3 separate regions of the Homo sapiens genome follow, and regions 2 and 3 are each linked to region 1. A link is an interaction called in ENCODE POLR2A ChIA-PET data of the cell type or tissue named here. Cell type or tissue: MCF 10A. All regions are shown on one strand.

Evidence for each region. ChIA-PET counts read pairs that join two places held together with the same protein. Peaks named below come from ENCODE experiments on the same cell type or tissue, not always from the same donor. Only the 100,000 strongest peaks of a DNase experiment are listed, where the experiment ranks them.
Region 2: POLR2A ChIA-PET joins it to region 1 with 23 read pairs; 8 of 35 experiments call an interaction of 5 or more read pairs at or near these places.
Region 3: POLR2A ChIA-PET joins it to region 1 with 13 read pairs; 7 of 35 experiments call an interaction of 5 or more read pairs at or near these places.

Annotation. Positions count from the first base shown.
Region 1 is chr2:9,230,699-9,238,698 of GRCh38, forward strand. All of the region lies in intron 1 of ASAP2 (ArfGAP with SH3 domain, ankyrin repeat and PH domain 2), which reads left to right. Among named protein-coding and RNA genes, the nearest start is that of ASAP2, 28 kb to the left of the region's middle. RefSeq lists enhancers at 371-927, 928-1,482, 3,697-4,896, 3,964-4,589. In MCF 10A, a CTCF peak has its summit at 816 (motif pointing left); DNase peaks (open chromatin) are centred at 803, 4,283 and 4,863.
Region 2 is chr2:9,283,991-9,291,990 of GRCh38, forward strand. All of the region lies in intron 2 of ASAP2 (ArfGAP with SH3 domain, ankyrin repeat and PH domain 2), which reads left to right. Among named protein-coding and RNA genes, the nearest start is that of ASAP2, 81 kb to the left of the region's middle. RefSeq lists an enhancer at 3,304-4,503. In MCF 10A, no CTCF peak of the experiment used is centred here; DNase peaks (open chromatin) are centred at 3,881 and 4,411.
Region 3 is chr2:9,176,946-9,184,945 of GRCh38, forward strand. No RefSeq gene overlaps it. Among named protein-coding and RNA genes, the nearest start is that of ASAP2, 26 kb to the right of the region's middle. RefSeq lists an enhancer at 2,602-3,801. In MCF 10A, no CTCF peak of the experiment used is centred here; DNase peaks (open chromatin) are centred at 2,436 and 3,066.

The DNA of each region.
Region 1 (8,000 bases):
GATATGTGCAAGGCAAGGACGTTGTTTCACCTTTTGAAGGAAGGTTGTTAGGAAAACGCCTGCATTTTCTAATCACTGGAGAAGCCCTTTTAAGCAGACCAGATTTATAAGGGTTTTGATGAAAACAGTGGTTTGGGAGCAGCAATGTCTTTAATAGCAACAAAGCCCAGAGATGGGGTCTGCCTGCACAGGAGCATGGGCCAGGGGGTCCTGTGTGACCTTGGAGGTGTGTGAGGGAGGCCCTGGGCTGGTTCCATGGCAGGGCACAGTCCAGCTTCTTGCTTCCTGGCAGCACAAACCCCTGCCTGTTTCTGGCGGGGAGATGCTGCCCAGGCTCGGCTGCTTTGCGGTTCTATGTCGGTCACTTTCCCCAGGCCACTTCCTTCCTTTTTCTTCTTATGCCAGCCTGGGCAAGAGGAATTTGTGCTTCCTGCCAGCAGGATGGATGGGGGAAAGGCAGTGGCTGGGTGTTTCTCTCTGCTGGAAGGGTTTGCTGGGGTGAATCCTTTCCCTTCACTCCCTCCTGTAGCCAGGACCTTGTCACCTCCAGGGAGCAGGTGACAGTTTCCTTGACTCCTCACCAGGTTTTCAGGCTCTGCCCTCTTCCTCTCCCCAGCCAAGCTTGCCTCTGACCTCAGCCAGGAGGAACTTGCTCTAGGGCTTAAGTCAGGTCACATCTAACTTTAAGACCCAGTTTTAGCATCTGGTATGGAGGCAACAGCCTGGGCTTTGACAGACTTGGGTTTGCGTCATGACTCGGTACCTGCTACCCGTTCGCTGAGATGCCAGTGAGCAGTCGCTGGTCATGTTACATAGCTGCCACCTCCCGGAGGCCAGCTCTGTTGTGTGTGCATGCCCATTGAGATGCCCGGGTGCCGCCACACCCCTAGCCTGCGCCTGCCTGTTCTTCCTCCTGTCAGAGGGCCCTGTTCTTGCTCATAGACTCCTGCACAGCAGCGGGCCTGTCTGTCTGCCTGGCCCTTGGGTGTCCCTGGCATCTGCATGCTGTGTTCCCATGGTCCTTCTGCTAGTTGGAGCCCTTGTGCCATGCCTTCCTTTGGAGACTCTCCTCTCTGTGCCGTCTCGCATGCCATCCTTGAGGTTTTAGCTCTGTCACCTGGCAGCCTGGCCCTTCCCTGCAGCAGGTGAGGACTGAGAGCTGGGCTGTGCCCCTCCCACCCACTTGACCCAGCGGACACTTTGGGAAGTGGCAACCATAAGTCTGCCTGGCTTGCTCCAGTTGCCCATCTTGTCCTGTGAGTGAAGCTCCTGCTTCCATCTCTCTTGATCTGGCCCCTTCTCTCCATTCCTCCAGCTGCAGTGGGTGCCCCTGTCATTTGTCAGCCAGAGCATTCAACAGCCTCTGCTCCCACTGAGGTCATGGTGATTGTCTTAAAGATTTGCTCTTTAGCTTCTCAGCTGAAGACACGTTGGTGGCTTCCCTGACCTTTTGGAAAGTAACCAGACTCTGGGTCCTTCTCCTTTGTTGACCTGGCCCCTGCCTCCCTCCCACCCCATCTCATCCATGCCTGTCCTCTGTGTCAACACGCCTCACTGCCCTGCGCCCGATCCTTTTACACAGGTGGTCCCTCTGTTTGTAGAGTCGCCCTGCTCTTCGTATCTCCCTGCCTGTTCTGTGAAGTTCAGCCCAGTGCCCCTTCCTTGGAGGCCACATTAGAGGGCCCTCCTCTGCTGGCTTTGTGCCCCCGTACCCCTTTCGCAGCTGACTGTCCACATTATACTGTCTGTATCTGTTATTTACTGTCTGTCTTTGACAAACTATGATCTTGGAAGTGCAGAGAACTTGTCTGATTTGTTTAACCACCTCACTTAGCACATAACTTGTCATATTTTTAATTTATTTTCTATCTCCCCTTCTCCCCATTAGATCATAAGCTTCCTGGGGGCAGGGATTTTTGACTCTTACTTAGTGATGCATCCTCAGCACCCAGAATTGCACTGGACACATCATATATGTTTAATATGTGTTTGTTGAATGAATAAAACTGACAGGCAACTACAGCTTAGATTGCAGGGAGTGAGACATGCTGTTGCCGGAGCTCTGGTGTCATTGGTTCATAGAAAGCTTGTTTCTCTGGCCATGGGGACTTGATTCTTAGAGGGTAATGGTTCGAAAGTTGAATTAGTGAGTGTAAATCCTTAAAAAAGTAAAAATATGTTTGTGCCCTTGTACAGAGGGGCTGCCTTGCCCTTCTGGAAGAAGGAATTCCACGTTAGACGTGTTCCCAGCTGCAGTTTTGTTCTGTATCTATTGCCAGCAGGAATCCAAGGATTTCCTTTATTATTTCCAAATTGCTGCCTCTTAGGAATGGAGAATGCTGCCAGTCTGTGCTCTGTGTTTTTTTTGCTCAGTGGGACCAAAGTAGTTTTGTGGTAGAGAGATACAGAGATACGGCTTTGAGACAGTTTGAGTCATCTAATTACTGTCCAGGAGGGCTGGGAGGTTAACCCTGGTGGTTGCTTTGGTGATAGTGATCGATGTCTGTGTGACAATTATAATGAAGGCTGGTATTATGCCGGGACTTTGAAGAGTCTATCAGATAGTGAAGGAATTGCGAAGCCGTACTATGTTGAGGTCTCCAGAATAAACATCCTCAGAATGGAAGGTCCAGATGAGAAGGTTACCTTGATGAGAGGCCTTTATGCTTTTTGTGCTATTTTCCTTTATGGGCTCTGGTAGTTCTTTAGTGTTTTATAATCTCTTTTCAGAGAAAGCTTTTTGTAAATTCTTCAGATTTTACTTTTTAAGTAACACTTACAAAAGTTGTATGGTGGCTTGGGACCAATACACTTTGCAGGAAATGCAGAGATGGATAAGAAATGGTTCATTCCCTTCAGGACCTCTCGTTATAGCTTAGCCTATGTAGTGATTAGAGCATCTGCTTTGAAGCCAGCTGGACCTGGACTCAGATATAGGTTTTGCTAATTGATACCTGTGTGGCCATGGGCAAATATGCTCATTTACTCATTTGTGTTTAACAAACACTTATATTGCACTTACTGTGTGCCAGGCAGTAAGTGCTTAACACATGTTAAATGGATTTAATCCTTACAACAACCCTGTGGCTAGGTACTGTCATCATCCCCATGTTTAAAGAAGAGGGGAGTGGGCTGGGCATGGTGGCTCACGCCTGTAATCCCAGCACTTTGGGAGGCTGGGGTGGGTGGATCACCTGAGGTCAGGAGTTTGAGACCAGCTTGGCCAACACGGTGAAACCCCATCTTTACTAAAAATATAAAAATTAGCTGGTCGTGGTGACAGGCACCTGTAATCCCAGCTACTCGGGAGGCTGAGGCATGAGAATTGCTTGAACCCGGGAGGCGGAGGTTGCAGTGAGTCAAGATCGCACCACTGCACTCCAGCCTGGGTGACAGAGCGAAGCTATGTCTCAAAAAAAAAAAAAAAAAAAAAGGAAGAGGGGAGTGGTTCACAGAGGTGAAGCAATGTTCCCTGGGTCACTGAGCAGAGAAGTCACAAAGCCTGGGCACTCTGGCTCGAGTTCATTTTTCTTCTTGACGCTATTTGTGCTGCCTCTCAGCTTCCTAAGCTTGAGCTTCCTAAACTGTAAAATGGGAGGCAGCAATAACCAGACTGCCTAGAGACAGGCTGGTGTGAGAATTCAGTGAGAAAACCCGGGGAGAACATTTAGCCAGAGCCTGTCGCATGGCTGGGGCTCTGGCTAGTGGAGGGAGAGGAGACAGCACACAGATTGCACCAGAACAAGGTAATGGCGGCGCGTGGCCTTGCAGGGGCCTTGATAATAGGAGGAGCTCAGAAGCAGGGAGAGATCACTTCCTGCTGGGGCAGCTGGGACATTGTCATGAAAGACCAGGGAGGGGACAGATGGGACATCTGGGACTTCACAGCCACCTGGGGAAGTGGGCACTATCCCCATTGTGTGGATCCAGAAGCTGGGCTGTTTCTAATCAGTTAAAATGAGTAGGTAGAGCCAAGGTGAAGGAAGATGGATTTACTCAGGGTTCAGTTGGTTGGACTGTTGAATTGAGCTGGGGGCAGGTGGAATAAAGTCTGGTCAGCCACTCTGGGGCCGATGCACAGGGGCCCAGCCTGGAGCCCACTTCCGGCCTTGCGAATGCTTCAGTGGCTTTGCATATTGTCTCTTTGTTCTCACTCTTTAGAAATGTTCTCCCACACCTTCCTTCCAGTGGATTTCTAGAAATACCCTATTTTTCATGACTCACCAATTGAACACATCCTGTTTGGGGAAGTGATAAGAGAGGAATTTGAGAATGGCATGGAGTTGACTCCTAATGATGACTGGTGCAAGGAGTAGACGGCCCAGCCTTCTGCTTGCTCTGCCTCTCACCTGTGTCTCCAGACGAGCTGAATTTCTCCAAGTGCCGTGTTTCACTGTCCCCGCCCGACATATGCCAACTGGAGCTTTTCCTGTCCTGTTGTAGGCGGGGATCTGTGTGTGGCTACAGAGTGACTAATGGTAGAATTAATCGAGTTAGAGATGGGGCCTGTAGTTTTGAACCTGATGAGTTAGATGACCTTTTGGACCACACAGATGGCTGGTCGTCCTGTGCACCAGTGTGGCAGGGATGGAGCTTGTGCCAGCTGCCCCGGGCAGAGTTGTTTTCTTTTTAAGAGGTAGCCAAGGCAGCCTTGCCTCTCAGGACCCAGCCCTGGTGGGTGGCACCCCAGCCCTTCCCTTTCCAGGGCTCTGATTTTCCTCATGGCTTGCTGTTATTTCACTCGCAGAGTTCAGATGTTGTTCATTCCAGCAGAGGCCGGATGTGTAAATCATCCTGCAGCAGTTCTGTCTTGTATGGCCGGAGGCTCCTTGGTGGGCTGATTGGAAAGCCCAGTACATTAGGGAGTGAAGGGAGTGAAGTAAAGAGAAATGGAGGAGGGAGAACTGGAGCTGGGGCACGTGAGCTGCTGTGGTAGCGTGCGGGAGGCAGGGGAGTTCAGACCACGTCTCGGGGCCAGGAGTGGCTGACAGCTGAGGTGTCGGGCTGGGTAGGGCAGAGTGAGCCGCATGGCCTGGCAGCTGTGATGGGAACATGTAAGAAGTGGTCAGGCTGCTGTTGTTTTAGATGTCTGAACCCTGAGGGTAGAACTCGGAGAACTTGGTTGGTGGATGCAGCCGGCAATGCCTTCCCATGAATGGCAAGGGCAGTGGGCTTAGGCAGATGGAGCTGCTCCACCTGGCAGTTTAGCCTCCCAGGGGACTTCTGGCAAGGTCCGGAGTCATGTTTGATCTGCCAGGACTGGGGACTGGGGTGCTGGTGGCATCTGGTGGGTGGAGGCCAGGATGCTACTACACATCCCACAGTGCCCAGGACTGCACCCACCACAAAGAAGTACCTTGTCCCAAGTGTGTCCGGGCCTGATGTTGAGAAACGCTGGGTCAAAAGGCTTCAGGTGATGGTGGACTTGGAGGGCCGGTCAGGGAGGGACAAAGGGATGTCCTTGGCACCTGGACTGCTTTGGGGCCCCTGTTTCCTGCTCTTGGTGGGCCTGAGTCTCTCTGTAAGTTTTGCAGTATGAAGTTGACCTGGATGTTTCATAAGCAGAGGCTTGTAGGTAATCAAGTGCCACGAAGTAAAGATCATTTCGGGCCACTTGAATATATTAAGTTCGTCGACATCTTCAAAGAGTTAGATTGAAATGCTGATCCTCTTATATTCCTGACATATTCTTATCCTTGCCTGTATTATTTTTTTCTGTTTTTTAACCTGTGTTGTGCAGTATGCCAGATGAACTTTTTAGGGTGTATATTTTGATATCTTACTTTTATGAAGATTAATAAAATTAAAATTGTCTCTGTACTGATGTAAAGAGCTTGAACTTAATTTAGTTTTATAATTGTCTGTATAAACATTCTTAATGTCTAAAGAGGATTTTTTACCGGAGAGGCAAAGGGAAATAAAAACTTGATAAAATTTAAAAAATTAAAAGCAACTGTTATCTGTTATTGTATGTATGTATGTGTAGGTGGTTGTGTGTATGTATGAGAGACACAGACAGTGCATTTTACTTTTTTGTTTTTTAAAGATCCTGCCTTTAAATTTGGAACTATAATTATTTGTCAGCACAGTTAAATTTTTTTTTTCTTGCTTTTCTTTCTCTTTCTCCTTTCCTGTGTTGGAGCAAAGGTGCTGTGTGTTGTCTACTTCAGGTTTCTTTTTTGAGTGAATGGGACAAGGACAGGGCAATATCTGAGTGTCAGAAAGATCCCCCCCGAGGCTGGTGTGGGTACCAGGCAGGGCTGGGGTACGGAGACGGGCAGGCGGACCAGGCAGGGGCTAGTGAAGGCAGGACGAGGTCCAAGTTGAGGCCATGGCCAAGGGGAGGGGAAGGCAGGAACAGCTTGGAGAAATAGGCAAGAGGGACAAGTCTCTGACCTCTTGGCTGTGCGGGCTGGGAATCCAGGAAAACACTGGTTTCTGGCTTGAGTGAGTGGAAGCTTTTTTAAAAAAAGAGAGTTAAAAAAAAAAGCCCTGTTTTGTACACATTTTGATGGTTAATGTTGCTTTCTGACTTTTGCTTTTCAAAAAGTGAAAATGGAAAAGTTTAACAGGGCCTCAACTCCTGAGGCTGGATTAGGACATTTCTCATTTACATTGTGACTTTTAGATGAAAACATAATTGATACCTTTGAAAAGATTAAGATGGTTCTGCCTATTTTCTGAAATTTAGGAAGCACCCACTGGGTCTTTTGGTCTTTTTTTTTTTTTTTTTGACAGATTCTTGCTTTGTTGCCCAGGCTGGGATGCAGTGGCATGATCTCAGCTCGCTGCAGCCTCGACCTCCTAGGCTCCAGCAATCTTCCCATCTTAGCCTCCCAAGTAGCTGGGACTACAGGTACATGCCACCATGCCTGGCTAATTACTTTTATTTTTATTTTTTGTAGAGATGAGGGTCTCAGTATGTTGCCCAGGCTGGTCTCAAACTCCTGGGCTCAAGAGATCCTCCTGCCTCGGCCCCTCAAAGTGCTGGGATTACAGGCATGAGCCACCGTGCCTGGCCTGCTCTGGTTGAAGGCTAGATTCTGAGCGACCAGGAGACTGAGTCTTTTCTTGCTCACCTGGTGGAGTACATTGTATACAGTAGGTGCCCATGTTTCTTCTTTTGATTTGCAGAGCAGTTGTCTTGAGGAAAACCAGTGAGATGATCCCATCTCTTCCCATGATTTTGAGAGTATGATCTCTGTCCCAATTCAGAAGAGCCCTGAGGTGAGGTAAAGATGTTAGAGGTGAGTGGCATTCTGTGTCTGACCTGTGGCTCCAGTGTGTGGATCCGTGGGCTGGCGTGTCTCACATGTGTGGACTGGGGTTTCCCTCTTCCACAGGGAGGTGGTCAGTGTGTGGGAGGAGCCATGGCTCTGGCCTCCGACTGCTGGGGTTTGAATTTAGGGTGAGCACTTACTAACACTGTTAGCTGACCCGCTACCTACTGATCTTCACACGGATGAGCTTATTGATGGTGCACACAGATGACAGGTTTAGATTGTATGCTGGTTCCTTGTATTTGTTCTGTTTTTAAAACCTCAGCTCCTCTAGTCTTTGGTAGACACTCTTATGTTATATCTTGGGCAACTTAGTTCCTCTTTCTGGAGCCTCAGTTTCCCCATCTGTAACACCAGAGAGCTGGACTTAGGGGAACCGCTTGATATTTGACAATACTCCAGGCTTTTGTAAACAAATTGTCCACAGCTTTGCTGAGCTACAGCCACATCCGCTTGAAAAAGCATTGTCTTACCAGCCTGTGCAGAATCCAGATCACTTTCATCCACCTTCCCATGGGGGCTGCTCCATCCCTTGTCTTACTGGAAATGTCTTTCTCAAGGGTCTTTTCTGGTGTACAGGTCTCCCTGGAGATGGAAAACCATAGCACTGGTTTAAGTACAGTGTTTTGTTTGCATGGGGAGGAGAGGCTGAGGCAACAGCCTGTGAGTTCAGGAGTAATAAGGTGTTTGTTTCCCTTTTTGGCCAGTTTTTTTTTGGTG
Region 2 (8,000 bases), 53 kb after region 1:
GTCCCATAGCAAACACTGACTCTTCTGCCTCCCTCTTCTACATATAAGGACCCTTGTGATGACATTGGCCTCATCCAGATAATCCAGATAATCTCCCCATCTCAAGTTCAGCTGATTAGCAACTGTATTTCATCCACAATTTCAATTCCTCTTTGCCAAGTAGCATAACGTACTCACAAGTTCCAGGGATTAGGAGGTGGGCATCTGGTGGTGGAGGAGACGTTATTCTGTCTACCACACCTCTCCTGAATTCTTAGGATTTGGAGGTTGAATCAGTTTCCACTGTTTTGTTCAGCTACAAATTAAAGGGTACCTAACATGCAGGCACTGTTAACACTTTAAATATTGCTCCTGATTGTTCTCTAGTAGTTTTGTATCTGTTGATCTTTTCTCAGTTAATTAGAAGCCCTTGAGGTGAAAGACCAATTCTGGGAGATGGTGTCATTTAGGATAAAGAAGACGTAGGTATTAGAATCCAAGAACCCTTGATTAAAAGCTAGCAATGCCACTCAAAAAGCCTGTGACATTAGGACGATTATTTTACCTTTCTGAGCCTCAATTTCCTCATGTGTAAAATGGGAATTTAATAGGTCATAGGATTGCTAGTGAAGATTAAGTGAGATAACATGAAAAAGTGCCATGCATGGTTCTGGACATACACGTGGTAAGTGTGACAGCTGTGACATACCTCCTGTGTGTTCCTTGCAGTGGCTGCCATGGGTGTGGGCGGGTAATAGGTGCCCAGTAAATACTGAGTGTTTATACATTATCAGGTTCCTGCTGTATGTACTTACACTGCTTTCTTAGTGTAGGAGGGGTGAACTTACAATTTTAGATGTAAGTGGTGTGTGTTACGACAGGCCCTGTATTCTATTCTTTGAGGATTTATATGGATTTATGTAGAAGGAAGATTTAAGATGCCTTACAATGGAGGCTGGAAAACTGTGGCCAGACACCTGTGTTTTCACAGCCTGAAAGCTAAGAATGGTTTCTTACCATCGTTACCTGCACAATAACCTCAGTATTGCCTCAGCAACCCACAGTGTGATGGTCTCTGGAGATGGGGCCTTTGGGAAGTAATTAGCTTTAGATGAGGGCATGAGAGTGGGGCCCTCATGATGGGGTTAGTGCCCTGCTTAAATATTTACTCTCTGACTTTCTAGGAAAAAGTTTTTGAATCCCTGCATTAGAGCAGTGGTTATAAACTGGAGAGAGTATCAGAATACCCCGGGGTCTTGTTAAAATAGGGATTGAGTTTCTGGTTCAGCAGGTCAGGGTTGGAGCCTGAGTATTTTATTTGCTAATTGAAAAAGCTCCCAGGTGACGGCACTGGACTTTGAGAATCCTACCTCAGAACCCCCCATCCCCACTTCAAACACTGAACTGGGACAAAAGGGTATCTGCATGTCCCACGTGTATACAAAACAGTAGTCTTCTTCCACAATAGTCAGTGCATTATGTTTGCTCCCAGTCTTCAAAATGATGGCAACCCAGCCAGCTGTATTTTCTGGAGAGTCTTAGCTTGGGTTTCCAAAAGCAGTTGTCATAATGATTTATGAGAAACTGTTTGCCACTCAGTGATGGATTGCTTATTTATTTTAAACTCTTACTTGTCTAAAATTTCCCAAGCTCTGGCTCAGCCCAAAGGTGTTCCTTCCACACCCCAGGAAGTTGAAGCTAACATTTTTAGCTGTTTGACATATCAGTGGGTGGAAAAATTCATCTCTATCAAGAAGGAAGCAACAGAAGATTTTCATTTTCACTTCTCTAGAATTATTCTGTCATAAGGACTTGTTAGAACATTCTTATCGAGAGTGATATTCCTACCCTCAATCAGAATATCCTAGAAAATTATCACATTCTTGAAAGTACAAAGAAATGCTGATTTTCCCTCAAATCCTTACCATCTCCCACATACAAAAGAAAATGAGAATACAACAACTTTGTGTGTGTGTTCCTGCCTGTTGTTTGCAGTGTTAATTGGAATATGATATTAAAATACACTTCAAATTCATACAGAAAACTATTTCTATTGTAGATATTATCAATTAGAACAGGGCAGTTCAGAACAAATATATATAATAGTTGAGGAAATGAAGTTTCACTGTGCATTAAGAAGATACTGGCTGGGCACGGTGACTCACGCCTGTAATCCTAGCACTTTGGGAGGCTGAGGCAGATGGATCGCTTGAGCTCAGGAGTTGAAGACCAGCCTAGGCAACATGGCGAAACCCTGCCTCTACAAAAAAATACAAAAATTAGCTGGGCATGATGGTGTATGCCTGTAGTCCCAGCTGTTTGGGAGGGTGAGGCAGGAAGATTACATGAACCTGGGAGGTTGAGGCTGCAGTGAGCTGAAACTGCACCACTGCACTTCATCCTGGGTGACAGAGTGAGACCCTGTCTCCAAAACAGAAAAAAAGGAAAAGGATTTTTTTTAAAAAAGGAAAAAAAAAAATATATATATATATACTGTATCTGATTTCTACCTGTTACATGAGAAAATAACAAAATCAGAATAATCTTTACTGTTTGGCAAGCTTACAGTAACTAGTACTCTGCTCCATTGTTGTGGCACTGAAAACATGCACGCAGAGTTTCTGGAAAGCAGTTTGGTGGTACACATCAAGAAAAATAACAATCTTTTTGTGGAAGGAGATCCATGCACAAAGATGTTCACTTTGTTGTTGCACTGCTTATCAAAGTGAGAAATTGGATGCCTCCTATATATAGCTGAATTAGGATTTAGCTGCTTGCTGGAATTATGTTTATACAGCAACAGGAAGAGAAATGCTTGTGATGAAATCTTCAGCAATAAAATTCAGGATGCAAAATTTATGTACACCGTGTGTGATTAAAAAGGAATAGATGATAAATGATGATAAAGAATATTTTTATTGATATTCACAAACGAGGGTAGAAGCATAGTGGTAATAAATACTCATGAGGTATTTGTTAGAATATTTGTATTATAAAGCTAAATAAAAACTTTATGTGAATTCCATCCTTACAGCCTTGTGAGTTGGGTCCTGTCCATTGACAGATGAGCTCACAGAGGCACTGAGTAGTGATCTGCCAGTGTCATCTAGCCAACAGTTGGAGGAGCTGAGATTCAAAACCAGGTGAGCGTCCCGTCTCTGCTTCTGACTGCTGCGGCATGCTGCCTGGTGCTGAGGCGGGAAGTTGCTGGGGGCACACGGTGGAGAAAACAAGCAGCAACGTGGGGAACACCCTACGTGCCACCTGGCTGAGCCATCGTAGTCCTTCTGAAAAATTCCAGGTGGTTTTGGTTGATTACAGGGTCAGTGTGAGCCAGTACGTGGCACATGCCCCAAAGGTGAGCCACACATGACCTCAGTGAAGTCTTTGGTGCTTATAAATAAGGTTGTTGTTTCATTATTTAGTTGTAAGAGCAGCATTTAAAGAAGAACCTGAAAACCTTAGGGATGGAGAAACCTCCTTGTAGGACGGATATCTGAAGGACGCGGGGCTCCTGGTTTCGGAAGGGGCAGGAGAGGGCGTACATGAAGGGCTTTCTCTGGCTGAGGAAGGTAGACATAGTATTTGTTCCTCTCTAGAGGAGGCTTTCACAAGAGCAAGCCTTGACTCAGATATGAGGGAGAGGATAACTGGGTGAGCAGACTGAGCGGCGAGCTGGTGGTTGGAAGGTTCCTGCAGCGGGTGGACGGCCTCTGTCTCTGAGGAAGTTATAGAGGGAGGTGAGGACGTGGGCTCGAAGGCCCTGGAGATGTCTTCCAGTTGTGAGACTCTGGAGTCCAGCCTTCTCCCCGCTGCTGGCTAACAACAATGATTGGAATTTAGATGGTGACTTGTGGAATCCTGTCCGCAGTGACCACTGCATTAGTCATGGAAGGAGGGTACCTCTGAAGGAACACAGAGGTCTGTGACTTAACTAACGTCCAAGTGTTGGCATGAATCATACTTTGGTTCAGAGGTATCTGCTATTTAATTTGGCTGGCTTTTATAGTCAGCCAGTCTGTGGGCCAACCTGCTGGCCGCATGCATCTGTAAGACATGGGGCTGCAGTTTCATCAGTGGTTCTTTAATCTTTTGGTTATCATAGACATCAGTAAAAATAAGAAGGCTGTTTTGGATGATCCCTCCAGGAAAAGGTACCTTTACATAATTTTGCATACACTGTTTGGGATGCCCATACCCCCATAAACCTGTCCGCAAACCCAACCTACCAAGCAAAAAAGCTCAGACCTTGAGCTTAAATCTTCTACCAAATCAACACGATGACTTCATCTGTTTCCTCATCTGTAAAATCCTGCAGAGTTGTAAGGATGAAAGATATTTCTACACGTATGTCATCTCCACAGTGTTCATGGTAGCTACTATCTGAGGCTTTAGAGACCATGTACTTTCCAAGGGCTGCTTGTCCCTGAGGGTGAGGCTCCAGGATCTCGTGAAACCACAGGAGTCAGCTTGCTTCCCAGGGGCTGTGCCCTCCATGGAGTTGGGTGGGGGCAGCGTGTGTTTTTAAGTCATCACTGTGGTGAGCGTGGGGTCATGGGGTATGACGTGGCAAAAATGAAGGGCTGAAAGCTGCTTACCCTGGCAAAATGCACATTCTGTAATGTAGCGAGTCAGATTGCTTTGCCAACATGAACTCTTCCTCCATTAAAGGATGTGAATATAATTGGGAGTAAAATTTCTAATAGCTTGTACTCCCCATACAACAAATGTTGAATTCACCTCTTGGCTTTGAACCCCAGACACCTTGGGGTAGCCTGTCTCCAGGCTAAAGGAGAGCCCTGCAAGTTTTTTAGTGAAACCCCCTTCCCACCACCTCCAACCCCCTTCTCCTTCCCTGATTTGGTCTCAGAGCACCCCTAGGAGGGAAGCAGCTCTCTGGTTAAGGAGAGTCTAGGGTGAGTCAAGCAGCTGGTAGCTCAGTTTTAATCTCATGCCATACTACATTTTCAATGAGGAAATTCCTCTAAATGTCATCTGCTCCAAGAAGCCTTTTCTGTTACCAGCCCCCAGAAAATGTACTCCTTTCCCCATAGAGTGCTGTGTTTCCACCTCGTGTAATTTACATCACAGTGGATTGTTTTCGCATGTTTATCTTTGTCTTGCTAAGTTGTGTGTTGGCAGGTACCAAGGTTTATTATCTTTCTTGAATGCAGATCTCTTAGAAGCCTTTTGGCTGCTCTCCGTTACCTGGGATGAAGTTCCTCATCTCTGGCTCCTGCCTGACTCTCCAGCCCTTCCCCATGCTCTGGACACACCAAGCGCCTTGAATTCCCCAGAGCTCATTTTGTTTCTTGCCTTTGTGTCGCTGCACTGAACTGATGGGCTGAGTCTTTCTCACTTATTGGATGCTTGCTTCTTGAGGGTAGGGGCTCTGTTTGATGAATCTTTGTGTTCATTAGTGCTTGCTGGAGAATAGACTTTCAGTGTGATTGGATTTTATTCTTTAGTAACCAGAAATATTCTTGACCCGTAATGGAAGCACACAATGAATGAATAAAAGTAAATGCGGATACATTCTGTACTCTAAAGCCTAAAGGGACAGAAACCATCAACATAAAAAAAAATATGCAGTAGCCCAGTCTCCACTCTTCACCCTCTCACCTGCCTTCCAAGTGTACTCCTACAAGCAGTAGGAGCTTCACAGGGAGGTCATTGGGGTGACGTTTAGTTATTCACACAGACTTTGAACTCATTTGAACATCACTGGAAGGATGGGATCATTAATATAAGGCAGGATCAAAGAGGATGGGATGATCATAGACAACAGGTTTTGTATTTTAATAGCGCACACCTTGGCCTGATTAGTGAACTCCATTGCTAGCTGCCTGTGCTGAACACAACCAGACTAGATACATCCTGGGGTACCATCCACAAAGACTGGCTGTTTCTTGAGGAATCACATTCCAAGGGACTTCCTAGGAAAGATGATGGAAATGGGTATTGAAAGTGGAACAAGCCCGGGGTGTTGGAGAAGGCGGAGGAAGTGGCAGGAAGAAGCCGGTGAGAGGCATCCTTCCAGTTGCTCATCCTGCACGGGAGCTCTCAGGGGTTATGAATAGGGAGGACATTCTTGTTCAACCCCTTCTGGTTGTGGCTACTTCTGTCTTGTCAAAGATGATACAGGTATACTCAGTTCCGAAGGCTGTGTCCCTCCCGTCACCTTGTCCAGGGAAAGCTTTGGGAGAGAAAGACATATTCTAATGTTATTTATTTATTTATTTATTTATTTTCTTTTGAGATGGAGTCTCGCTGTGTCACCCAGGCTGGAGTGCACAGTGGCACGATCTCGGCTCACTGCAACCTCTGCCTCCTGGGTTGAAGTGATTCTCATGCCTCAGCCTCCTGAGGAGCTGGGATTACAGACACCTGCCACCACTCCTGGCTAATTTTTGTATTTTTATTAAAGATTGGGTTTCGCCCTGTTGGCCAGGCTGGTCTTGAACTCCTGACCTCAAGAGATCTGCCCATCTCGGCCTCCCAAAGTGCTGGGATTACAGGCGTGAGCCACTGCACCTGGCCTAATGTTCTTAATAGGCACAGGCACAGAGCACTGTAACAATCTAGCCATTAGAGCTGGTGCTTCAGATTTCTTTTTAAAGTTTTATTTATTCCTTACGTTGTTATTATAAAGCTAAGATAAGCTTAGTTTAGAAAATTTGGAAAGTTCAGAAAAGCACTAAAGCAAGCAAGTCTTGAGCCTGGCAGGATCTCAGTATCTTTATAACCAGCAGAGGCTCAGGTGAGCGCTGGGTCTGAGGCCCACTGCGACTTGGAACACAGCTCTGCCTCTTAGAAGTTGCAGGATCCTGGGCTTGTTCACACTCTGACAGTCTGTTTCCTTGTCCACTCAGAGGAGAATAAAATAACATCTAGAAAGCACTTGGCCTGGGACCTAGTATATAACAGCCTTGCATATGACAGTTTATTGACTGCTAGCAAGTGCTCAGTTTTCCCCACCACTGTTAGCATTTTGATGTATTATCTTTTCAACCTCCTCTCTACATTTCACTTTTTGCAAAATTGAGACTAAATATCTAATTTTATGTCCTCCCTTTTTTAAACTTGGCTTTCTGCTCCTACCATATTCCTATATCATGATTTTAAAAGCCAACATAATATTCCATTTTGTAGAAATACTGTTAATTTAACCATTTTCATATTGTTGGAACTTAACACATTTTAAATTTTCACTCTTTATAAATGTTCTGTACACACATCTCTGATCACCTTGATTATTTCCTTAGGATAGATTTCTGGAAGTGGGATTATCCAGAAGAATGATACACATTAGTAAATTGGAAATGAAAATATGTTTTCAGCCGTTTAGTTGGGATGATTCTAGAAATAAAGTTCTGAAAATGGTTCTCTCTCACGAGATGTCCACTAAGTAGAGACCCTGTTAAGAAACAGGGATGATGTTTGATTTGAAGAAATTGCATTCCCATGAGATCATGCGCCACAAGTGAGGTCGGAAACAGGTGGCATGTACAGCCGACAGCCGGAGGAAATGGTCTCCACTGTGCAGAGTTGTGCACAACATCACAACATTCGTGTCGTGACACACATTTGAGTAGTAATCGTCATGTCATCCGTCTAGGGAGAGTCTCCACCAGGCTGCTGCCATAGAGAACATATGTCTCTCCTTAAACGCTCCCTTCGCCGAGCTGTCTGCATGGAAGGTTGGAATGTGGGGTGTCAGCAAGTGCTTTTCCCTCTGCCTGATTCCCAAGTGGCCTGTGGTCTGGCCTGGAGCAGGGGTTTGGAGGGTCTTTGTTGGGTCAGCAAGGAGGCTGGGGCTGGGTAGCCATAAGGCTGGTGCACCCTGCCTTCGTTCTGTTATGCTGGTGACAGCACTTGGTGTTCAGGTTAATGGTACATGCACTTGACTGGAAGGTTGTACATTGTCGCTGTCTTCAGCTCTTAGCTCTTATCTAGGCTAAGAGCTGAAGATAGCGACAATGTCATTAGCAAATGAAGAAACGGTTTTTGCTGTGGGAGGA
Region 3 (8,000 bases), 54 kb before region 1:
GGTAGAAATGGGGTTTTGCCATATTGTCCAGCCTGGTCTCAAACTCCTGAGCTCAAGCAATCCGCCCACCTCAGCCTCCCAAAGTGCTGGGATTACAGGTGCGAACTCCCATGCCTGGCCTCAGAAAATCAAATTGAGGCTCAGGGATCTTAAGTATTTTGCCCAAATCACATAGACAGTAAGTGGCAGGGGAGGGATTCCAACGTTCATCTGTTGGGCTCCAAAACTTATGCTCTCTTCACTACATTATATTTCTGCTACACAAAAATAAGAAGGGCTGGGCATGGTGGTTCATGCCTGGAATCCCAGTTCTATGGAAGGCCAAGGAGGGAGGATACTTGAGCCCAGGGGTTCAAGACCAGCCTGGGCAACATAGGGAGACTCCCGTCTCTACAAAAAATACAAAAATTAGCTGGGCATTGTGGCGCTTGCCTGTAGTCCCTGCTACTCAGGAGGCTGAGGTGGGAGGATCACTTGAGACCAGGTGGTCGAGGTTGCAATGAGCCAAGATCGCATCACTGAACTCAAGAAAACACAGTTTATTGTGGTCTGGCAAATGTTAATGGATTCTCACTGCTTTTTCTCATCTTATGCTTATGTTTTTATCCTGAAGCAATGGGAAATGGATGGAGGGTTTTAAGGAGATTCAGAGTCACATAAGAATTCAGGGAGCTACCCCGGCCGGGTGCAGTGGCTCACGCCTGTAATCCCAGCACTTTGGGAGGCCAAGGTGGGTGGATCACGAGGTCAGGAGTTCAAGACCAGCCTGACCAACGTGGTGAAACCCCGTCTCTACTAAAAATACAAAAATTAGCCAGGTGCGGTGGCACGTGCCTGTAATCCCAGCTACTCAGGAGGCTGAGGCAGGAGAATCGCTTGAACCCGGGAAGCAGAGGTTGCAGTGAGCCGAGATCACGCCACTGTACTCCAGCCTGGGTGACAGAGCGAGACTCTATCTCAAAAAAAAAAAAAAAAAAAAAAAAAAAAAGAATGTAGGGAGCTAACTCTTGTAACCAAGTTGAGGATGGATTGAAATCGGATGAGAATGAGGAGCTCTGTTGAAAGTCCCGAGTAGTAACTCAGGAAAGCGACAATGGGACTTACTGACTGATTGACAATGACAGGTAACGTGCTGAGCATTTACTATGAGCATTTATTATGTGGGTTAGTGCTGTTGACAAAAAGAGTGAAACTCTGTGAAATATTTGAAGAGATTTATTCTGAGCTAATCTCAGTGAACAATGCCCATGACACAGCCCTCAAGAGGTGCTGAGAACACATGCCTAAGGTGGCTGGATTACAACTTGGTTTTATACATTTTAGGGAGACATAGGCATCAGTCAGTACATGTAAGATGTACACTGGTTCAATTCGAAAAGGCAAGTTATTGTCCAAAGACCTAGAATCAATAGAAAGGAATGTCTGGGTTAAGATAAGGGGTTGTGGAGACCAAGTTCCCATTATGCAGAGGCAGCCTCCAGGGAGCAGGCTTTAGAGGGACTAGATTGTAAATGTTTCTTATCAGACTTAGAGTGTGTTCTATCAGTAATTCCAAAAGGGAGGAGGGTGTAATGAGGCATATCCAGCCCCACATTCCTGTCACAGCCTGAACTGGTTTTTCAGGTTGACTTTGGAAGGCCCCTGGCTGACAGGAGGGGCTCATTCAGAGAGTTATGGGGCTTAGAATTTAGAGTTTTCTTTTTGGTTTACAGCACTTTACTTAATCTAATTCTCACAGCAACCCTATGAGGTAGCTGAAACTGATGCAGAGAAGTGAAGTAACCTCCCCAGTTGCTAGAGAGGAAGTGGCATGTACCCAAATCCAACTCTGTGCACTTCACCCCATGTTCCAGCCCCCAGTGTGTGGCTGTGTGTGGACAGGTGACAGGTGCACCCGGGAGTTGAGGGAGGGGAGTCTGCTCCCAGACAGGTTGGGTTTGGGGTGCTGAGGGGAGAAGGTGTCAGGGCTCAGGGGACCTGTGGGACTTCACTCCCTGCTCTTCTCCTCCCAGGCCCCTGGCCTCAGGTTCCTGCCTCATGCTGATGACTTTGGGATTGAGTGGGACAGTTGGAGGGTTGCCTTCAGGAAGAGAAATGATGCTGGCCTGGCTTTTGAGCTCCTTATGAAACACAGCAGTGAACCAGTCTAGGAAACCGCACTGTGTTCCACCAGACTGAACAAGCAGAAAGGGCCTTGGACCCGCCTCCCCGGCACACCCGTGGGATGGCTGTCTACATCTGCATGCAAATGATTCTGATACGTTCTGACAAATAATATTTACATTTGGAATCCAGCTGTCAAGAGAGAACAGCTGCCATCAGGTGCTTAAGGCACCTCTAAGGCATGTTTTCAGATTTTAAAAAAAACCACGTGAGCCCACACTGTTTAAACTGTATCCCCACGGAAGTTGCAAACTGAAGCTTCTTTGTTCCTGCCAAATGACTCATGGACGCCCTTTAAAAGAGAACGAAACAGACGTGTTTTGATGGGGAAAATACATAAAAAATGCAGTGCATTTTTCCAAGCAGCCATCAGACCATCTAATTCAGGCCAACGAGGGCAAAGCTGCGAAGCTCTTCGGCTGACCTTCTCCATGAGGACCTTGTCCCAGACAGGGGCCCCCTGGAAAGGGACGTACTGACCAAGGCAGGAAAGAGAAGGCCAATTTTCCCAAGACGATTAATCTTACTGAGGTTCCATTTGAAAACAGCCTTCGTGTTCTTCTAGTATGTTGTTTTTCTGAGGAAATCATTTTCAGAAGCATGTGATGTAATCATCTTAAGAAGATAAGCGTTCATTTACATAGCATTTATTCTGTGCTAAACATAGTAAGTAATTCCTTGATGAAGAACCCAGACACAGAGATAGTAAGTAACTTGCCCAAGTCCACACAGCTAGCAAGTGCCTAGCTGGGGTGCAAACCAGGTAGTCTGGCCACAGAGTCTGGGCTCCGCGTGGTGGAAAAAGCACCTCCCGTGTTGGAATCTGTGTGCCCTTGGACAAGTCCCATATCCTTCCTGAGTCACTAATGCCTCCCCAGCACTGTTGTGGGAGGATTAGTCACTGGGGCAGGCCCTCAATAAACATGAGCTGGATCTGAGTCCCAGGGGAGTGCCACACAACTTCCATGGGCCTCCCCTGACCCTCCCAGGCTTCAGGAAGCTCTTCCACCTCTGCAATGTTGGGTGGAGTAGCAAAAAAAGGCACGCAAGGATCCAGCAGGCCTGTAGGACATGGCGGTTTATTGTGAAAATGGTCTGAATTGATATTGGTAGTGCCTCCACCCCTACACATACACACATACATGGGTTCCTAATACACATGTACACAACACACAACACACAACTAACCAACGAGAATCCATCAGCATTGAACCGCAGGCAGCACACTGGCAGGTGCCTGGAGCGGTTACAGTTGTTACTAATTTCTTGGTGCTTACACTGCGTTGGCTTTGTAACCCCAGGGCCTGGCTCTGTGTCCTGGGGATGCACACATTTCCTCGCAGCTAGGCCAGTTTGCATCAACCCTGCACCACTTCTCTTCATTCTCTACAAATTGGAGAAACCCCATGTTGTTGATAAGAAGGAACCAACGACAAAGTTATAACAGTGAAAGACACAGGAAACAGCTCTCTGGTGCAGGTTCCCAATTTCAGGCATAACAGAAAGTTATTCAGGGCAGCAGCCCTGATGTTCTTGAACTCTGGCTTCTCAAAAGGAAGGACATAATTTTCACTGGGTGGAGGGCTGGGGTTACCTGAAAATAGCTCTCTTGCAGGATGGAAGTTCCTGACCAATTCTACTTCCATAAGGCACTGTCAAACACCTCCCTTCGCCCACCTCCAGATTCCAGATTGAGCAGTCCTAGCCTTAGCCCTGAACACCCACCAGGACCCATTGTGGCTGCCACAAATGGACCCACCCTGCTCATACAAACACGTGGGGACTGCAGAAAAATCAGGACCCAAGGATTGACCTCACACTCCTATCAGTTGCTCCCACTCCTCCCCATCATCTCTGCTTCTTCACCTCCCACTTGACTTTGCCTAGCTCCAGATCTTGCCTCAGGCATAGATATGGTTTGTCTGTGTCCCCACCCAAATCTCACCTTGAATTGTAATAACCTCCACGTGTCAAGGGTGGGGCCAGGTGGAGATAATCGAATCATGGGGATGGCTTCCCCATACTGTTTTCATGGTAATGAATGTCTTATGAGATCTGATGGTTTTATAAAGGGCAGTTCCCCTGCACACACCCTCTTGCCTGCCACCATGTAAAACATGCCTTAGCTTCTCCTCTGCCTTCTTCATCATTGTGAGGCTTCCCCAGCCATGTGGAACTGTGAGTCCATTAAACCTCTTTCCTTTATAAATTACCCATTCTCAGGTGTCTTTATTAGCAGCATGAGAACAGACACCCTAGGATGTGGCAGCCTGCTACAAACCCACTGGCTCAATGGACCCCCTTCCCGATATTTACGCTTCTTAGTTATGCAAGCCAATAAATTCCCTTTATGGTGGTTGAGGTCTTTAGAATTGGGTTTTTAATTTCTCAAAATGCAAGAACCCTGACTAATACAGAGGTATTTGATAAAGTAAATTGAAAGAGAAGCTCAGCAGTCCATGCATTGACTTAGCAGGAAGAGGGGAGCCCTGGAAGGCTTGAATAGACAGGTGGCATCCTTTGATGTATCTGATCAGCCAGTACCCATTTGACGAGTATGGACATCTGCATGGGGCTGGATCATGGGTGTCCACCAGTAAACATCACACTGCGTGACCCCTGCTCCTGAGAAACCCACCGTCAAATTTCATTCAGTAAATTATTTTTGACGGCTGATTATGTATACAACACTGTTAAATTCTAGTTAACATAAGGCGCTTAATTCAAGATAGTGGCGAAAATCATGTTGTTGGAAGGTAGAGTCGGCTGTGCTGGTGTACAGGTGTCCCAGGTAGATGGTACTGAGGTGGGGACAGCTTTCAGGGGTGGCTGGGAGAGACCAGCTGTGAGACGGGGCTGAGCTGAGCAGGAAAATAGGACAGGAAAGTGAGGGCATCCTGGAGGATCAGCCTGAAAGGAAGATGAGGGAAGAGGTGACCGATTGGATGTGGAGCAGAGGGAAGGGAGGGAACAATTTAAGGACATCTTGAAGGGGGCACCTTGAGCAGCAATGGGGATGCCAGGAGAGAAGTGGGTTGAGGGGTGGAGAGGAGGAGGTGAGTTTAGCTTAGACACGTCGAGTTCAGACATTGGTTTAAAAAGTAGTAAGCAATGCCACTGTGTTCACAAGTTGTTGCTTAGGAGGGATGGTGTTTAGGACAGTGGTTCAGATCCAGAAGACTGGATTTGAGTCCCAATTCTGCTTTTTTTTTTTTTTTTTTTTTCTGATACAGGGTCTTGCTCTGTTGCCCAGGCTGGAGTGCAGTGGCTCAATCATGGCTCACTGTAGCGTCAACCTCCAGGGCTCAAGTGATCCTCCCACCTCAGGATCTCTGGTAGCTAGGACCAGAGGTGCACAGCATCATGCCCAGCTAACTTTTTGTACTTTTTTGTATACATGGCATTTTGCTATGTTGCCAAGGCTGGTCTAAAATGCCTAGACTTGAGCTATTCACCCCTCTGCAGCCTCCCAAAGCACTGGGGTTATAGGCATGAGCCCCCGTGCCCGGCTCCAGCCCTGCTCTTTCTGTGCTCTGTGGTGCTGAGCGCATCACTTCACCTTTCTGAATTTCAGAGGGGATAACAAGGCACTCCTTCCTTGGCTTAACTCACAAGATGACCAAGTGAAGTTTTGTAAACCATAACATGTCACGTACATGTTGGTTATTACAGCTGAGATAAAAATTGACAAACTGTAAAAGCATTAAAGCAAACAAATGAGAAAAAAAAAACTCTGTGTTAGCTGGACACAGTGGCTCACACCTGCAATCCCAGCACTTTGGGAGGCCAAGGCAGGTGGATTGTTTGAGGCCAGGAGTTCAAGACCAGCCTGGGCAACATGGCAAAACCCCATCTCTACTAAAAAATACAAAAGAAGATTAGACAGGTGATATGGTTTGTCTGTGTCCCCACCCAAATCGCATCTTGAATTGTAGCTCCCACAATTCCCATGTGTTGTGGAAGGGACCAGGTGGGAGATAATTGAATCATGTGCTGTTCTCGTGATAGTGGATAAGTCTCACGAAATCTGATGGTTTTATAAAGAGGAGTTCCCCTGCACAAGCTTTCTCTTTGTCAGCCGCCGTGTAAGACATGACTTTCACCTTCTGCCATGATTGTGAGGCCTCCCCAGCCATGTGGAGCTGAGTCCATTAAACCTCTTTCTTTTGTAAATTGCCCAGTCTCAGGTATGTCTTTATCAGCACAGTGAAAACGGACTAATACAATGGGCGTGGTGGTGTGCGCCTGTGGTCCCAGATATTTGGGGGGCTGAGGTGGGAGGATGGCTTGAGCCCACGAGGCGGAGGTTGCAGTGAGCTAAGATAGTGCAACTGCAGTCCAGCCTGGGTGACAGAGAGACAGCCTGTCTCAAAAAAGAAAGAAAGAAAGAAAGAAAGAAAGAAAAAAAGAGAGAGAGACAGCGAGAAAGAGAAAGAAAGAAAGAAAGAAAGAAAGAAAGAAAGAAAGAAAGAAAGAAAAGAAAGAAAAAAGGAAAGAAAGAAAGAAAAGAAAGAGAGAGAGACAGCGAGAAAGAAAGAAAGAAAAGAAAGAGAGAGACAGCGAGAAAGAGAAAGAAAAGAGAAAAGAAAAAAAGGAAAGAAAGAAAGAGAAAAGGAAAGAAAGAAAGGAAAGAAAGAAAGAAACAGAAAAGGAAAGAAAGAAAGAGAAAAGGAAAGAAAGAAAGGAAAGAAAGAGAAAAGGAAAGAAAGAAAGACAAACATCTGTGTGAGTATAAGTAATGGCAACTCTTCGGATTAGAACCTTGGGATCATCAAATTTTCCCCGGAATTTGGGGTCTAAATGATGGAGGTAACTGCTCGGGTCTCTGACGGGCCCCGCCCCTCCCCCGCACAGAGAAGGAAGCCCGGGCACACGTTCTCCCTGCCTGCCGCTGACCTGCCCTCCCAAGGCAAAACCCGTCAGTAATGAAAGAGACAGGCATGGACTCCGGCGTTTTAAAACTTCATCTGTCACAAAGAACAGAAGTCAATTATCTAGTCCCAGAAATCATTTCCCCGGATGATAGACGGAAGCTATTAGCAGGTCCTTGGCAAAGACCTTGCCAGGCTTTGATGCTGCCTCCCTGGCCATGCTGTTCCTGGCTGCCTGATCCTTCCCGGGGCCTGGAGTCTGGCTTCCCACATGGGCCCCAAACGGCTGGCTCTGCGGCAGCCCACGCGTCACCTCTGTGCCCATTCCAGGGTCTTCTCTCCAGACTGTGGCTTTCCCTGAATAATCTGGGCTCATGACAGAATAGCGAAAACCCAGAACTTTACAGCCTGGGAGGAGAAAGATGTGTTTCCCTGATGCCAGTGAAGGCCTGTGTGGGTCCCGTCCCTGCGCAGTGGACTTGTCAGCGGGGGGGCTGGAATAGCCCTGGCAGGTGAGATCACGCGCCATTGTAGTTAGTCCAGAAAACCACCCCCTTGATTTCTAGACTCCAACTCACTGACCTTTCATCTTTCTCAAAGATATCCTTTCTTGGACATTGCATGAGCCGGAAGGGGAGGAGGGCTGGGCTGCAAGGCAACGTCCACTCACCGGCTCCTTTCTGGGGAGAAGTCATAGTTCAGGGGCAGGATCCTTTTTCCTGGCTAGGTGTTCACAGGGGGTAACTTGGTGAGGAGGTCTCAAGTGTCTGCCTCAAGGGTACGAACCCTAGACGAATTCTGGCATGTCCTTCCCGTAGGTGGATAGAATACAGCTGGCTACTCTCTCTTCCCATCCATGAATGTTTTTTTTTCCTTTTGTGACAGGTAAGGTGTGACGTGGAGCTGGTTTAGTTTGAATGCTCGGTCACATATTTCAAGAAACTTAAAGGGACACATGACTTTGGC